Linked DNA regions of Homo sapiens: region 2 is linked to region 1. A link is a loop called in an ENCODE intact Hi-C map of the cell type or tissue named here. Cell type or tissue: Calu3. All regions are shown on one strand. Links, peaks and the distances in the headings refer to the core of each region. The heading gives the core; the rest is flanking DNA.

Region 1 (2,937 bases), core at 260-2,759:
TGCTCTGTGTTAAGATTCTAAAGACTGACTTCTTCCTCTGTGCCATAGACAGTAGAGAATATGAACAGGTCTATTACTCTTCTTAATCTGTAATTATATATTTTACAACATTATTGACAGAAAAATCACCTTGCTTCTTGGCATTTGTTCAGATGCTGATTTAATGCCACTTATGATGGAATATACAGACTTCTGCACTTGCTGAACAAATTGGAAAGTAAAGGTTTCCAAGGACTTTATGGCTGCCAAAGGGATATTGTAAATTATTGTAAATATAAATTATCCCCTTGCCAGACTACAGAGATTACTTTTATGTTAGAAATAGGCAAATGTGAATTGGCTTATTTGGTGGGCATTAGTGAAAAGTCCATTGTCTTAATTGGCCAACTACAAATCATTATATTTAGAAATTTTTAGCTGTATCATTTGATTCACTTGACATCGTGTATCTTTATAAAAGTATGTAATTAACAAGAACTCTTCTGTAATTATCCTGACAAATTTCCTGGTTTCTTTTAATAAAATTAATAGTTTGCCCAACTTACAGTATATCAAACACACTATATATATCTATTCTGTGTTTAGACATTGTAATGTCTGTGTAGCTATACTGTTTTATAACGTCTAATATTTTAAGTCTTATAACATTTCTTCCATCCCACAGCTTTCCTTTTAAAAACTAATTTTTCATTGGTTATGAATTGGATGAACTAATTATCTTAATGTGATTGCAATATATGTAGTTATTTTAAATCATAAATATTGAAATGATTGTATTTATAACATTTCTTGAAATAGACAACTATATGTATTTTATGTAAAAAATTAAACTCTATAGTTTACAGTGTCTTGAATAACAACTAGTGTTTGGGAATGAGACTATGTTAAACATTTATTAGCTATTTGACATTGGAATATCAGGTTAAAATGTGTAAGCCTCATTTTCTTTATCTACAAAATCAGGATAATAATCCCTACCTCATAGATATGAAGTGAGAATTAAGTGAGGTAATAAATTTAAAATCTTATAGGGAGACAATAAACTTTAGCTACGATCTTTATTTTTGTTGCATTTTAATATTATTAAATCGTTTATGTATCCAATACTGATACCATATAAATTCATGCATTAATCTTGTAACCTTTTTATTTTTAAATATTTTCTGGGACTATTTTAGACGGCAATTTAGATAGTATCTAATCTGCTAGAAAATATCAATGAAGCTGTCTGATATTTACACCATAACTTACTAAGATTCTCTGTATTACAGATTCTGAAAACTCAGGGGATTTAAGAGGGAAATAAAGTGAGCTTGTTGAAATAAATGTATACATAAATAGACCTGCAGAAAACATTCCTATCAATCAAATGTATTTGGAATATTTAAGTATATTATAAAACTACTTTTTGCGGGTCTGGTAAAAATGGTGGTGCCTGCCTCTTTTAACTCAATAGAAAAAGAAATAATTGGAGATGAATTTAATGTTCTTTGGCCTTTTTATCATGCAACCCTTATTTAATTATAGAATTTCAGTGTTATATTACATAACTGTGCAAAATATTACTTAATAATCACTTCTGAGATGGTTTTAAAAAACCATATTATGCATGTTTATCATAGTTCCCCATAGCAGGTATAGGCCACTTATCAAAGGAACTTGCATTTAGTAATTCTGTGCAGTTAGTCTTATTGAGGTCCACTTGATGGCAGTATTGCACTTGGTAAGGTCAGTCTTTTTGCGTGATTTTTTTATACTTGATTTCCCGTGTAATGGTGGAAGTAAACTTTTCAATTAAACCATGAATTATGAGAGACTTATTTTCTGCTAATACCTCAGAGGTTATGATTCAGAAATGTTTTGTGGAGGAACCAAATGGAACATAGTAAAATTGTTACACGTCAGAGGAGAGATACTCTTGGGAAATGAGAAAATCAGGATTTTCCAATTTTTAAAATTCATGACTCTGAAGGATTTTAGCTTTCATCATTTTTAATAGAATTTTCACTTATAGGAAAAGGTAACCAGGAATTGTATTAAAAAAGGAATGTGCATTCATTAGTTAAGAGGTCAAGTAACAAACTTAAAATTTGACAAATCATGGTGTGTACCACAAAAATAATTGACCTCAAACATCAGGATAAATGTTTCTGCTTCTATCCAATTGAAATGATTTAGAAGGTCAATTCTAAAACTATCGTGTCAGCTTCTTTGCTAGCAAGAAGCAGTAAAAGGGCATTTCCTGCTTCTCAGTTTTTAAAGCTTTACTGAAAGCAAATCTCACAAATGATATTCAAAATATTATAGTCAGAAAGAAAAAATAGTTACTCCTGTCCTTATTGTTAAAAGGCCTTATCCCCCAAATTAAATCAATCTTCCATAAAGTCCCTAAAAAAAATATGAAGTCCTTGGGAACTCACTTGGTTTTAAAACCTAATTAATAAAACTTTAGTGAGATAACTTTTAGTTTTTATCTGAAGTGTAACTATAAGGAAAATGATATTATAAAATGATATTTTGACAAAAGATGTTTTAAAAATAGGAGTAAATAATACATCAAATATTCACTTCAATATGGTGATTTTTTTGTTTATCTATTTAAACTTTTGTCTAGTACACATTTATATTACCTCTACTTGAGTGTTAATGATTCAGATTTAAAATGAAGTTACACATTCCATGTAGTCAAAGTGCTTCTGTCTCTAGTCTAGTCAGCTAACTCCACTGACTTTTACATCCTCCACCACCAACTAGCTCTGTATGACTTTGGTCAGATTACTTAATCACATTTTCCTCACTTCAAACCTGATAGTAGTATTGATATTAATTAGTACATGGAAAGTACTTAGAAACAGCAGCGAGTACAAAATAATTCTCAGTAAATGTCAGTTATTTTCTTTATCCAGCACTTGATGATAATTTGTGGACTTATATATT
Region 2 (2,937 bases), core at 337-2,836, 1.1 Mb after region 1:
AAATTCATTACATTTCTATACCTTTTATGTTTTTTCTACTGGACTATCAGTTTCTGATAATGATATATTAAATGCCCTTAATAATTATAGATTAGTTGTTCTATTTATATTAATATAGTCTGACCCTATATTATTAGATGTATATCAAGCTGAAAATATTATATTAATCAATTTTTATTTTACTAGGATATAACATGTCACATTGTCAAGACACTTGGATAGTTTTTGCTTGTTTTCTTTTGCATTAAATAATTATTTGATTAGAAAATTAACATCTAGAATTTCTTTTTATTTATGATCCCATTCCTTTTTGTTGTTGTTGATTTAAGCCTCCTTCTGATTTAAATGTTGCTTATGTTCACAACATTAATCTTATTTTTTCCAGTTAGAAAATCTGTAATTGTAATTGGTTTAACCATTTACATTTATTGTAGTAACTAATATATTAGGATAGTTTCTGCCATCTTATTATCTATTTATTCACATTTCTTGTCTTCCATTTGACATTTTACATTTACTTCTGCTAATTTAAAGAGTTACATAATCCATTCATATTCTTTTAATTATTACCCCTAATATAATAGGACAGGTATTTATTTGTATCTTTTCACTTATTCCTTATGTTTATCAATAACTTTAATTTCTCCTTGCATAAAAATTGTAGTTTCACATACTTATCTGCCCTATTCTCCTTTTTTCTGTACCTATACTTCTGCTTTTAACATGTTATTTTTTCCTAGAATTATTTTTACCTTTTATCTTTCATCATTTGTGTTAGATAACAACATCAACAAGAAACTACTAACTAAATTATATATTAGTAAGAGAACTCAATTTGGGCATGTCATAAAAGAAACATGAAATGAAAAATTAAAACATGAGAATTTCCCACTTTTATGTAGCCAAGTAAACCCATTACTTACATATATTCAAAATAAATAATAACTGGTTCTTAAGTAAGCACAATTGACAGCATCACTTATCATACACAGTTCATCTTAGATTTACCTGGGTTGTCCATTTGTGTTAGTTAATTGGCTTTAGACAAAGGAAAAATAAAACTTACTAATGATAAAAGATTGTATTGCGACTTAGAACAAGGTGTCCACCAAAGTTAGGCTCCTGTCCTCCCACAGAAACTGGTATACAGGAGTGCTAACTCCTTTGATGTTTACAGTTCAAGGAGAGGACTGCCAGGGCTTTGAGGAAAGCATTCCTGGAACATGAAGTTGACAAAAGGACTACCTAGTTTTAAAAAGATTTCTTATTAAAGAGAGGAGAAAGTACTTACAAGTTTCCTAAAGTAAATACTCTGAGAAAAGGGAAGGACAACTCTCTTCCTTTGTTTTATCAGGAAGAATTAAGCCTCTCATTTTTAATTATTATTTATCCTTACAATACATAGTGTAGAGCATGCTCATTTCATCCTATATTAAGTGAAAAAAATTTGAAAATTAATGAAATTAAATCAAACATATTCTTGGCATATAATAATAATATCATCAACAACAAGAAGCAGCAGCAGCATTTCTTGTTTTCCAAGCCTCAGGTATTTTAACTCATTTAATCACACCACAATCCTATGAAGTACTCCATTACCACCCCCTGGTGGAGTTGATGAAGTTGAAGCACTAAAAGACCTCTTCTAACTGCAGCAGGTCTCATTTGCCAATTATTCATCATTAAGCCATCCTTAATTATTGCCATCACAGACCTAATGTGAATCTGTTTCATCATTGTTAAAGAATGAAATAATTTCTCAGTTTTATTTTTCTTTTTTGTTTGTGGTAAAATGAATATAGAAAACATATCTACTCTTGTTTTTCACTGACACACAAGTGCTCCAAACAGTGCCTGACTTGTAGTAGGAGTTTAATAAGTATTTGAGAAATGAATGAGATGACTTAATGTAGTCTTAACATATATTCAAATTGCAGACCGTCATTGGCCATGCTTTTAAAATCAAAATATATTTATAGCCTGCATTTTCATTTAGGTGTTCTGAAATAAATTATAATATTTTGAATTAATATGCTATTGAATTCCACTAAAAAAAATTTTACTTTTAAATCTTTGTTTGTGGGAAACTTGTATAAGAAAGATTTGCAGCCAGGCACGGTGGCTCACGCCTGTAATCCCAGCACTTTGGGAGGCCGAGGCGGGCGGATCACGAGGTCAGGAGATCGAGACCATCCTGGCTAACATGGTGAAACCCCGTCTCTATTAAAAATAGAAAAAATAAGCTGGGCGTGGTGGCGGGCGCCTGTGGTCCCAGCTACTCGGGAGGCTGAGGCAGGAGAATGGAGTGAACCCGGGAGGCGGAGCTTGCAGTGAGCCAAGATGGTGCCACTGCAGTCCAACCTGGGAGAAAGAGCGATACTCCATCTCAAAAAAAAAAAAAAGAAAAAAAGAAAGATTTCCATATTTTCAATGGCTATATGTGCTGTAGAAAGGGAAATTTGAGAAAATATTAGAAATAAAGTAAATTATTGAACTGTGGTTCAATCTGTGTATTTTTAGAATAAATGTGAGAAATGTCAGTGAAGAAAATACTGTTAATTTTGATGAATTTAAAGCATGGTAAATCACTGGCTTGTGGATATGTGTTCCTGTCTGGGGTCTTTTGGAAATTATTTGTTTTGAGCTAAAAAATGTTAAAAGGAGCAGTATCTAAACTTTTACTCATAAGCCCGGAACACAAAGGCTCTGGGGAATCAATCAAACATGTTTACTCTTAAAATATTATTAAGATTAATATGTGCGTAAAAAAACTTTTAATAAAGTTTACAATTTAGACCAGAACTTGAGAATAATTATATCCAGATGACTTAAAAGTCACAGAAAAGGTTGCTATAACATAAAGTTCAGTAGTTTTTCTCTAGCTCCTTAGTGGTTAAATATGGAGACATGATTATATTAACTATTTTCAAAAGTTTC

What was found. Hi-C counts contacts between places; a loop is a spot of excess contacts. Peaks named below come from ENCODE experiments on the same cell type or tissue, not always from the same donor. Only the 100,000 strongest peaks of a DNase experiment are listed, where the experiment ranks them.
Region 2: it touches region 1 in a loop (6-fold over the local background); 3 of 110 quality-filtered maps call a loop at or near these places.

Annotation. Positions count from the first base shown.
Region 1 is chr4:90,355,613-90,358,549 of GRCh38, forward strand. The region is part of intron 3 of CCSER1 (coiled-coil serine rich protein 1); the gene reads left to right. Among named protein-coding and RNA genes, the nearest start is that of CCSER1, 230 kb to the left of the region's middle. In Calu3, for the core only: a CTCF peak has its summit at 1,722 (motif pointing right); no DNase peak of the experiment used is centred there.
Region 2 is chr4:91,500,954-91,503,890 of GRCh38, forward strand. The region is part of intron 10 of CCSER1 (coiled-coil serine rich protein 1); the gene reads left to right. Among named protein-coding and RNA genes, the nearest start is that of LNCPRESS2, 770 kb to the right of the region's middle. In Calu3, for the core only: a CTCF peak has its summit at 1,613 (motif pointing left); a DNase peak (open chromatin) is centred at 1,588.